Linked DNA regions of Homo sapiens: region 2 is linked to region 1. The links are chromatin contacts, found by Hi-C or POLR2A ChIA-PET in ENCODE. All regions are on one chromosome and are shown on one strand. Each heading gives the region's core, a stretch centred on a gene start or an enhancer-like site at or near the end of the contact. The rest is flanking DNA. Distances are from core to core; before and after follow the strand shown. Region 1 has its middle 12 kb from the start of ULK1. Region 2 overlaps EP400 (E1A binding protein p400).

The links. Hi-C counts contacts between places; a loop is a spot of excess contacts on that map. ChIA-PET counts read pairs that join two places held with the same protein, here RNA polymerase II (POLR2A). Pooled maps may share reads with other maps.
Region 2: a map of astrocyte of the cerebellum shows a loop between it and region 1 (9-fold over the local background). The contact joins two enhancer-like sites. A Hi-C loop is called at or near these places in 2 of 168 maps with a recorded cell type or tissue (astrocyte of the cerebellum and brain microvascular endothelial cell) and 1 of 50 pooled maps. POLR2A ChIA-PET finds 5 or more read pairs at or near these places in 2 of 52 experiments (MCF 10A and T-cell).

What each region holds. Positions count from the first base shown.
Region 1 is chr12:131,880,511-131,885,361 of GRCh38, forward strand. No RefSeq gene overlaps it. Among named protein-coding and RNA genes, the nearest start is that of ULK1, 12 kb to the right of the region's middle. Within about 2 kb of position 2,766, at least 3 of the 41 ENCODE cell types and tissues checked have a DNase peak (open chromatin) inside an H3K27ac peak, as active enhancers do.
Region 2 is chr12:131,982,957-131,987,807 of GRCh38, forward strand. EP400 (E1A binding protein p400) reads left to right here. Exons shown (of 53, transcript NM_015409.5): 6 at 3,558-3,851; 7 at 4,749-4,851. Among named protein-coding and RNA genes, the nearest start is that of EP400, 35 kb to the left of the region's middle. RefSeq lists enhancers at 3,075-3,694, 4,367-4,851. Within about 2 kb of position 2,440, at least 7 of the 41 ENCODE cell types and tissues checked have a DNase peak (open chromatin) inside an H3K27ac peak, as active enhancers do.

The sequences.
Region 1 (4,851 bases), core at 1,516-4,015:
CTGCCGGACCTGGACAGGTGGAAGTCAGCAGCGAGTCTGCGATGGTGGCATTCAGCAGTGGTGGACGGCAAGTGAAAGCTCAGCTCGAGCCGTAACAAACACAGAACAGAAGAATGTGCAGTTGCAAGATCTAATAGAGTGAAAACAGAGCTCCCATAAAATGGGAGGGGACCCAAAGGGGGTTGCCATTGCCGGCTCGAATGCCTGGGTTTATATCCCAATCATTGTCCCTCCCTCTGTGCTCTCAGGTGTTAGATGATTGGCTATTTCTTTACCTCCTGTTTTAGCCTAATTAGCATTTTAGTGAGCTCTCTTTACTACCTGATTGGTTGGGTGTGAGCTAAGTTGCAAGCACCGTGTTTAAATGTAGATGCGGTCACCTTCCCAGCTAGGCTTAGGGATTCTTAGTCGGCCTAGGAAATCCAGCTAGTCCTTTATCTCAATATGTCTTTTTGCGTCTGTCTTCTTTCACAAGAATCATGTTTTCAAGATTCACCCACGTTGTGTGTGAAAAAAACAACAAGAAAAAACAAAAACTCTACTCCCCAAATGCTCGGGAAAACTGATTTGAGTGATAATAAAACTCTGGTCTCCCACACAGCCGGCTCTGCATGAATTACTCTTTTTTGTTGTGTTGTTGTTGTTGTTGTTGTTGTTTTTGGAGACAGTCTTGCTCTGTTGCCCAGGTTGGAGTGCAGTGGTGCGATCTCGGCTCACTGCCACCTCCGGCTCCTGGGTTCAAGTGATTCTCTTGCCTCAGCCTCCAAAGTAGCTGGGACTACAGGTGTGCACTGCCATGACCGGCTAATTTTTGTATTTTCAGTAGAGGCGGGGTTTTGCCATGTTAGTTAAGCTGGTCTTGAACTCCTGACCTCAGGTGATCCACCTGCCTTGGCCTCCCAAAGTGCTGGGATTACAGACACGAGCCACCGCACCCGTCCCAATTATTCTTTCTCGATTGCAATTCCCCTGTCTCCACGAATCAGCTTTGTTTCAGCAGTGGGCAAGGTGAACCCCTTGGGCGGTTACACTACCATTGCAGAGTGTTAAGCAGTTGCGATAGAGCCTGTGTGGCTGCAGAGCTGAAGATGTATATACTACCTGGACCTTTGCAGGAAAGGTTTACTGAAAACGTTTACTGATTTTTTTTTTTTTTTTTTTTTTTTTCTCTGTTGCCCAGGTTGGAGTGCAATGCTGCAATCTGTGCTCACTGCAACCTCCGCCTCCCAGGTTCAAAAGATTCTCCTGCCTCGGCCTCCCGAGCAGCTGGGATTACAGGTGCCCACCACCAAACCCGGCTAATTTTTGTATTTTTAGTAGAGGCAGGGTTTCACCGTGTTGGCCAGGCTGGTCTTGAACTCCTGACCTCAGATGATCTGCCCTCCTCGGCCTCTCAAAGTGCTGGGATTACAGGCGTGAGCCATTGTGCCCGGTTGTTTGCTGACTCTTGTCCTAGATTTTTTTTTTTTTCAGAGTGAGACAGGGTCTCACTTTGTCATGAAAGCTGGAGTGCAGTGCCACAGTCACAGCTCACTGCAGCCTTGACCTCCCAAGCTCAGGTGATCCTCCCACTTAGCCTCCTGAGTTGGAGTGCAGTGCCACAGTCTCAGCTCTCTGCAGCCTTGACCTCCCACGCTCAAGTGATCCTCCCACTCAGCCTCCTGAGTAGTTGGGACTACAGGTGTGCACCACCATGCCTGGCTAATTTTTAATTTTTAGTAGGGACGGGGTCTTACTAAGTTGCCCAGGCTTGTCTCAAATTCCTGGGCTCAAGCAATCTGCCCAACTCAGCCTCCCAGCATGCTGGGATTACACAGGTAAACCATCACGCCAGCCTGTCCTAGATCATTAAGCAATTCGTGGGTGGACCTAGTAAATGAGGCTCCCACGTGACAGCCAAGTGTGAGCCGCATCATTGTTCACATGTTCCAGATCATTTTCCCAAACAGTGGTCACAGATAGGCGCCAAAAGCCTGGAGATGCCACCCGGATTCTCCCCTACCTGGGTGGGTTGAATCCTAGGGCAGGTCAGAGAGCTGAGAGCATGAACTTGCCTGAGTCCCCTCCAGGTGCCACAGGGAGCCTCGGCTAGATCCTCTGTGCATCTGTTATCCCCTCAGGAAAATGGGAGGGACGATAAGAAGACCTCTCAGAGGATGGGCCAGGTGTGGTAGCTCACATCTATAATCCCAGCACTTTGGGAGGCTGAGGCGGACGGATCATGAGGTCAGGAGATCGAGACCATCCTGGCTAACACGGTGAAACACCGTCTCTACTAAAAATACAAAAAATTAGCCAGGCGTGGTGGTCGGCGCCTTAGTCCCAGCTACTCGGGAGGCTGAAGCAGGAGAATGGTGTGAACCCTGGAGGCGGGGCTTGCTGTGAGCTGAGATCTCATCACTACACTCCAGCCTGGGTGACAGAGTGAGATTCCGTCTCAAAAAAAAAAAAAAAGACCTCTCAGAGGATTAAGTTAGCTGTGCCTGGTGGCTCATGCCTGTAATCCCAGCACTTCAAGAGGCCGAGGCGGGAGGATTCATTGAGTTTGGGAGTTCCAGACTAGCCTGGGCAACATAGTGAGACCCCCATCTCCACAAAAATTAAAAAAAATAGCTGGAGTGGCGTGCGCCTGTAGTCCCAGCTGCTCAGGAGGCTGAGGTGGGAGGATCGCTGGAGTGTGGGAGGTCAAGGCTGCAGTGAGCCGAGATCATGTAACTCACTCCAGCCTGGTGACACAGGGAGAGTCTGTCAAAAAAGAGAACAAAACAACGTGTAGCTCCTTTAGGAGGAGCCACACCCGCTTCCTGTCCCAAGCTGCTTCCATTCCACAGCCCAGCCCCAGAGAGCTGCAGAAGTCAGAGTTCTGATCTCCTGAAAAAATCTTTGTCCTCCACTAGGGCGCTTTAGGTAGATCTCGGAGCCACCAGGCTGGATCCTAGGGCCTCCAGCCTCTTTGTTTAAAAAAAAGGAGGGGTGGGCATGTTAGAGAAGGAAGTGGAGGAAGGGAAGCTTGGCAGCCCACCCTCACTCCTGGGGGTGCCGGAGGGGCATGAGGGAGCCACCAGGCAGGGTGGGCCTCACCCTTGGCCCTGGAGCAGGCTCCTAGCAGTGGGAGTGGGGACAGCCTGGGGCGCTTGAGGGAGGTCCTGGGCAGCTTCGGTCCTGGGTGCTCTCTGGGCCCCACCCATGTGCCCTGAGGCTCAGAAAATCTTTTGGTTGTTTTTATGCTGCTAGACAGACTCTGACCTCACACTAGGAATCCTACTCCTAGGTATTTATACAAATCACATTTGGGAAATGTTCTTAGCAGCTTCACGCATAAATAGCCCAAAGCTAGAACCAGAGAAGTCTGTGAAGAGGCAAATCAATTTTCCATCCTCCAAGGATGTAGGCTGCTCACTGGAGGTACCTAAGGATGGGCCTCCACTCAGCCACGGGAAAGAATGGATCCCGCTCAGCCACAGGAAAGGATGGATCCCTCTCAGCCACATGAAAGGATGGCCCTCACTCAGCCATGGAAAAGGATGGCCCCCACTCAGCCACGAGAGAGGATGGACGCCCGCTCACCCACGGGAGAGGATGGACCCCCACTCAGCCACGGGAAGGATGGATCCTGCTCAGCCATGGGACAGGATGTCCCCTCACTCCGCCACAGGAAAGGATGGCCCCTCACTCTGCCACGGGAAAGGATGGCCCTCCAGCCACAGAAAGGATGACCCCCACTCAGTCACAGGAAAGGATGGATCCCCCTATTCAGCCACGGGAGAGGATGCCCCCCCACCGACTCAGCCATGGGAAAGGAAGGCCCTCCATTCAGCCACAGAAAGGATGACCCCCACTCAGCCACGGCAAAGGATGGACCTCCATTCAGCCACAGAAAGGATGACCCCCACTCAGCCACGGCAAAGGATGGCCCTCCATTCAGCCACAGAAAGGATGACCCCCACTCAGCCACGGGAAAGGATGGCCCCCCACTCAGCCACGGGAAAGGATGGATCCCACTCAGCCAAGGGAGAGGATGGCCCCCCCACTCAGTCACGGGAAAGGATGGATCTCGCTCAGCCACGGGAAACAGCCAGAGGGATGAGTGCACATGGGCCCAAACCAAGACGCAAACGAAGAGACCCGGCTGCAGAGTCCACTTCTGTGGGATTCTAGAAGATGCAAACTCATTGATAGCCTTGAAATCAGATCACTTTTGGCCTGGGGTGGGGTTTGAATGGGAAAGAGCGGGAGATAACTTTTGGGCGATAGAAATGCTCTGTGTTGATTGGGAGTGGATAAATGGGTTTGTACGTTTGTCAAAACTCACTGAACTGAACTCTTAGAATGTGAACCTTTAATTGTATGTGGATTATACCCCCCGATAAAGTTGATTTTTTTTTTTTTTTGGAGACAGACTCTAGCTCTGTTGCCAGGCTGGAGTTCAGTGGCACAATCTCGGAGCACTGCAACTTCCACCTCCCAGGTTCAAGCAATTCTCCTGCCTCAGCCTCCCTAGTGGCTGGGATTACAGGCATATGCTACCATGCCCAGCTAATTTTTTGTATTTTTAGTAGAGAGGGGGTTTCACCGTGTTAGTCAGGATGGTCTCGATCTCCTGACCTCGTGATACACCTGCTTCAGCCTCGCAAAGTGCTGGGATTACAGGTGTGAGCCACCCGCATCCTGCAAGGGAGTAGAGTTTTTAAGGATAACTTGGTTGGTGGGGGGAAGCCAGTGAGCCAGGATGCTGATTGGTCAGAGATGAAATCATAGCAAGTCAAAGCTGTCTTTCCTCTTGCACTGAGTCAGTTCCTGGGTGGGGGCCACAAGATCTGACGAGCCTGTTTATCCATCTGGGTGGTGCCA
Region 2 (4,851 bases), core at 1,190-3,689, 100 kb after region 1:
GAGACTCTGTCTCAAAAAAAAAAAAAAAATAATAATAATAATAGACAACTGTTATTATTGTCACTCTTAGTACCAGGGGTCCCTCCTTACTCACCCATATGTTGTGTGAAGGGCATGGTGTCAGTTATCCCTTATGATCTGCCTAGCAACCCTCAGGTAGGTGGCAGCGACCCATTCTACCAGTGTGGAGACACATACTCAGAGGTTCTGGGGCTGGCCCCAGGTTACATGGCGATGAAGTGATGAGCGGGGCTTGACCCTAGCTCCATGTGAGTGCAAAACCATGTTGGACACCACCCACCAGACGTGCTCCCTGGACGCCTGCTTTGCTGCTTTTGGGATGCTATATGCTCTGCAAATGTGTGTAAGGTGTTACTGATCCAGCTTGATACACATGTGTAAGGCGTTACTGATGCAGCTTGATACACATTTCAGGTAGTTAAAATGCCCCTCCTCCTCCACTGATTAATTTTACCCAGTGTGTTTTTGGGATGTCCACAGTAAACTGGTTTCGGTTCCTAAGGAATAGCGAAATGCCACAGCCTCGGTGCCAGCCGTCAACAGGGCACTGACAGGGAGGCCGGGGAGGACTCTCAGCCCCCTTGGTTCTCCACTGTTTGATGCACATCAGGGCGTGGGGAGCCCACTGCAGAGAGTCTTCCCTTCCTTTTGCCTTCTCCCTCACTAACAAAGGAATTTCCTAGGTGGGCTTTAAGTTCAGGGTTTTTGTTTGTTTGTTTTGAAACAGGGTCTGGCTCTGTCACCCAGGCTGGAATGCAGTGACACGATCTCTGCTCACTGCAGCCTCTACTTCCTGGGCTTAGATGATCCTCCTGTCCCTGCCCCCTGAGTAGCTGGGACTACAGGCGCACACCACTACACCTGGCTGATTTTTGTATTGTTGTAGAGATGGGATTTCGCCATGCTGCCCAAGCTACAAGTGCTTTTTCTTTTTTTTTTTTTAGACGGAGTTTCGCTCTTGTTACCCAGGCTGGAGTGCAGTGGCCCGATCTCGGCTCACCACAACCTCTGCCTCCTGGGTTCAAGCGATTCTCCTGCCTCAGCTCCCGAGTAGCTGGGATTATAGGCATGTTGCCACCATGCCGGCTAATTTTGTGTTTTTAGTAAAGACGAGGTTTCTCCATGGGTTAGGCTGGTCTTGAACTCCTGACCTCAGGTGATCCGCTGGCTTTGGCCTTCCAAAGTGCTGGGATTACAGGCGTGAGTCACCGCACCCGGCCTACAGGTTCTTTATGTTTGAGATTTATGGCAAAGTCTTAAGTATATAACGATGAAATAATAGTAACAATAATAGCTATCTCTTATTCACCACTTGTGAGGTGTGGTGTCAAGCACTGTGATGAGCGATTTATTGGCATTGTTTATTTCCTTTACCTGACAACCTTATGAGGTAGAATCTTTACTATCTCCATTTTATAGATTAAAAAAACCAGAGGCCAGAAAAGCCAGCAACTGGGGGGGCTGTAGTTGGGAGCCTTTTGTGCAAGTCTGCAGGGAAGCCTTGTACACCCACTTTGAGAAAGGCGACACATGCCAGGGCAGCTGAGCTCTTCTAGGCCTTACATTGCTTGCTTTAGGTTTTTGTGGAAATGATTCTATTTTGAACACTTCCTCACATCGAGCCACATACTGACTTAAAGCAGCTCCGTGGTTTTTCTTAGATTTAATTTACCTGCCTGTGTTACTGAAAAACTCAGCTGTGGAAAATGGTTTTATTTTATTTTATCTTTTTTTTTTTTGAGTCAGAGTCTCACTCTGTCCCTCAGGGTGGAGCGCAGTGGCACGATCTCCGCTCACTGCAACCTCTGCCTCCTGGGTTCAAACCATTCTCCTGCCTCAGCCTCCCGAGTAGCTGGGACTACAGGCATGCGCCACCACGCCCTACTAGGTTTTTTTTTTTTCCAGCAGAGAAATGATTTATTTCACAATTTAGCTCTCTAAATAACTTTATATTCTCTCCTTAAGAACAACAGTAGAGGAAATCATTTACTGATCATTTTACAATGCACATAATATCTTATGCATGCTTAGGCAACTGTTTTTTTTTTTTTACTTTTTAGTAGAGATGGGCTTTTGCCATGTTGGCCAGGCTGGTCTGAAACTCCTAACCTCAACTAATCCACCCACCTTGGGCTCCCAAAATGCTGGGATTACAGGCGTGAGCCGCCACACCCAGCCTGGAAAATGATTTTAAAGAAGCGCTTTACAAAGTCTGTAGGAACCTGTTACTTCTAGGTTAGCCAGGGTTGGCACACTTTCTCAGTCAAGGGCCAGGGAGTAAATGTTCCAGCTTTGCGAGCTGTTCAGTTTCTGTGGCAGAAGTGAAGACACAGCCGCTCACGGACAGCACGTAAGTGGATGTGGCTGTGCTGTAATAAAGCTTCATTTCCAAACGCCTGTGGCCAGCCGGGAGACGGCGCTGCCGAGGTGAAGAAAGCAGACCCACGTCGTGGGACGGGCGCTCAGAGAGAGTGTGCTCTAGCGGTTCTGTCTCCCTTCAGCTTTTGAACGGGCTAAATCTTGTGTGAGCCTTCACTCAGCCCACCTTCCCTGCTCTCTGTGAATTTAAGTCACAGAGTCGCAGCAGTTCTCTGTGACTTTAAGTCTGTCGTTGAGGTGGTGCGAAGAGGAGGACTTTTCTTTTTTTGAGACGGAGTTTTGCTCTTGTTCCCCATGCTGGAGTAGAATGGCGCAATCTCAGCTCACCACAACCTCCGCCTCTTGGGTTTAAGCAATTCTCCTGCTTCAGCCTCCCGAGTAGCTGGGATTAATAGGCATGTGCCACCATGCCCGGCTAATTTTGTATTTTTAGTAGAGACGAGGTTTCTCCATGTTGGTCAGGCTGGTCTTGAACTCCTGACCTCAGGTGATCCGCCCACCTCGGCCTCTGAAAGTGCTGGTATTATAGGCGTGAGCCACTGCGCCTGGCCTGAGGAGGATTTTTTAACCCTTTTAGCCTGTCTGCCATGAGAGAGGCACACTGAATTTGTATTTTATTTTATTTTATATTTTGTTGAGATAGGGTCTTGCTTCGTTGCCCAGGCTGGAGTACAGTGGCACAAACATGACTCACTGCAGTCTCAACCTCCCAGGCTCAAGCAGTCCTCCCACCTCAGCCTCCCATGTAGCTGCGACCAAAGGTGCACACCACCACACCTGGCTAATTTTTAAATTTTTTTGTAGAGATGGGGTCTTTCTTTGTCAAAGCCCAGGCTCATCTCAAACTCCTGGGCTCAAGCAGTCCTCCCACTTCAGCCTCCCAAAGTGTTGGGATTACTGGCATGAGCCACTGGGCATGGCCTAAAGATAGTTCATAATGAAAACTCCTATTTGGTTTTGTGGAAGTGGGAGGATGTATTATTTGTGGACACGTTAGTGTTGGGCTGTGGATACGATGTGATTTGTCTGCTTGCATCGTGGAGCGGAAGGTGCTGGCAGTGCGCGTCTCTGGTGCTGTGGGCGCTCAGGTATTTGGCACCGTGGGCTGCCCCGACATCTTTTCTTCACCTTGCTCCACTTGTGCCCTGCCCTTACAGATGGTAGCATCGACAAGGCTCCCTGTGGACCCTGCCCCGCCCTGCCCACGGCCTCTGCCCACCTCTTCTACCTCGTCCCTCGCGCCTGTGAGTGGCTCCGGCCCAGGACCCTCCCCTGCTCGATCCTCTCCAGTAAATAGACCTTCCTCAGCCACCAATAAGGCACTATCTCCAGTCACTTCCCGGACCCCAGGGGTGGTGGCATCTGCCCCCACCAAACCACAGAGTCCTGCTCAGAATGCCACCTCGTCCCAAGACAGTTCTCAGGATACGCTGACAGAACAAATAACTCTGGTAAGCATGCTTAAGAAAGTTGTAAAATGTACTCCAGTTGGTGAAGCACATTTAGTTTTAATTGTCAAGAATGTGATGGCGTAAAACCGAATGCCTGGTCAATTCAGCATGGCTTGGGAATCAGTAGACACAAGATGAAAACCAAGGGTTAGCCTTTTCTGTTGGAAGCAGACTCATGGGGGCAGTCTGCGTTTTTGTGATAAAGCCTGCAGTCTTGGGCTGCTTTCATATGGGCAGTAGACGAGGGTGGGAGAGGTCACGTGTAGCAGTTAGGCGGAGAGGGACAAGCTTGAGCGCTGGGGCCCTGCAGGCTGTGAGGTCCCTGCAGCCACCAGTCTGCAGCCCTGTGTTTGAGAGTCACTGCCCAGCCCTTAGCACTTACTTTGGGTTGGATGACTAAGCATTTATTTTGTTCAACTTCATTAGGGGAATTAAAAGAAATGTGTATCAAAATAGAGTGTCATAAACCCCATGTTCCCCATTATTTGATTTTATCACAGTGATCAGTATGCAGCTAGTCTCATTTCATTTATCCCACTCCTTTCCAGATTATCTAGAAGCAAATTCCAGACATCCTATGGTTTCCCATGTAAACACTTTGGTAGAAACATGAGGTTTTAAAGTTTTAGTCTGTTTTATAGAGCTGGGGCAGGACTATTGCTCCAGCTTCTTCTAAGGCTCCTGGAAGGGTCACATGCTCCTAGACCTCTCCTAGAACCACTTTGACCTTTGTGTTCGAATCTTACCTTTGATATTAAACTGGGACCTTGTGCTTTCTCTCTTTCTTAGTGCCTGACTGAGCCTTTTGCATAGTAGGGCTTCAAATTTCTGGGGTCTGAGTTGGTGGAACACACTCATCACATGCCGACCCCACCATCCCCCATGTATCATCTACAGGAGAACCAGGTGCATCAGCGCATTGCGGAGCTGAGGAAAGCAGGTCTGTGGTCCCAGAGGCGTCTGCCAAAGCTGCAGGAGGCCCCACGCCCCAAGTCCCACT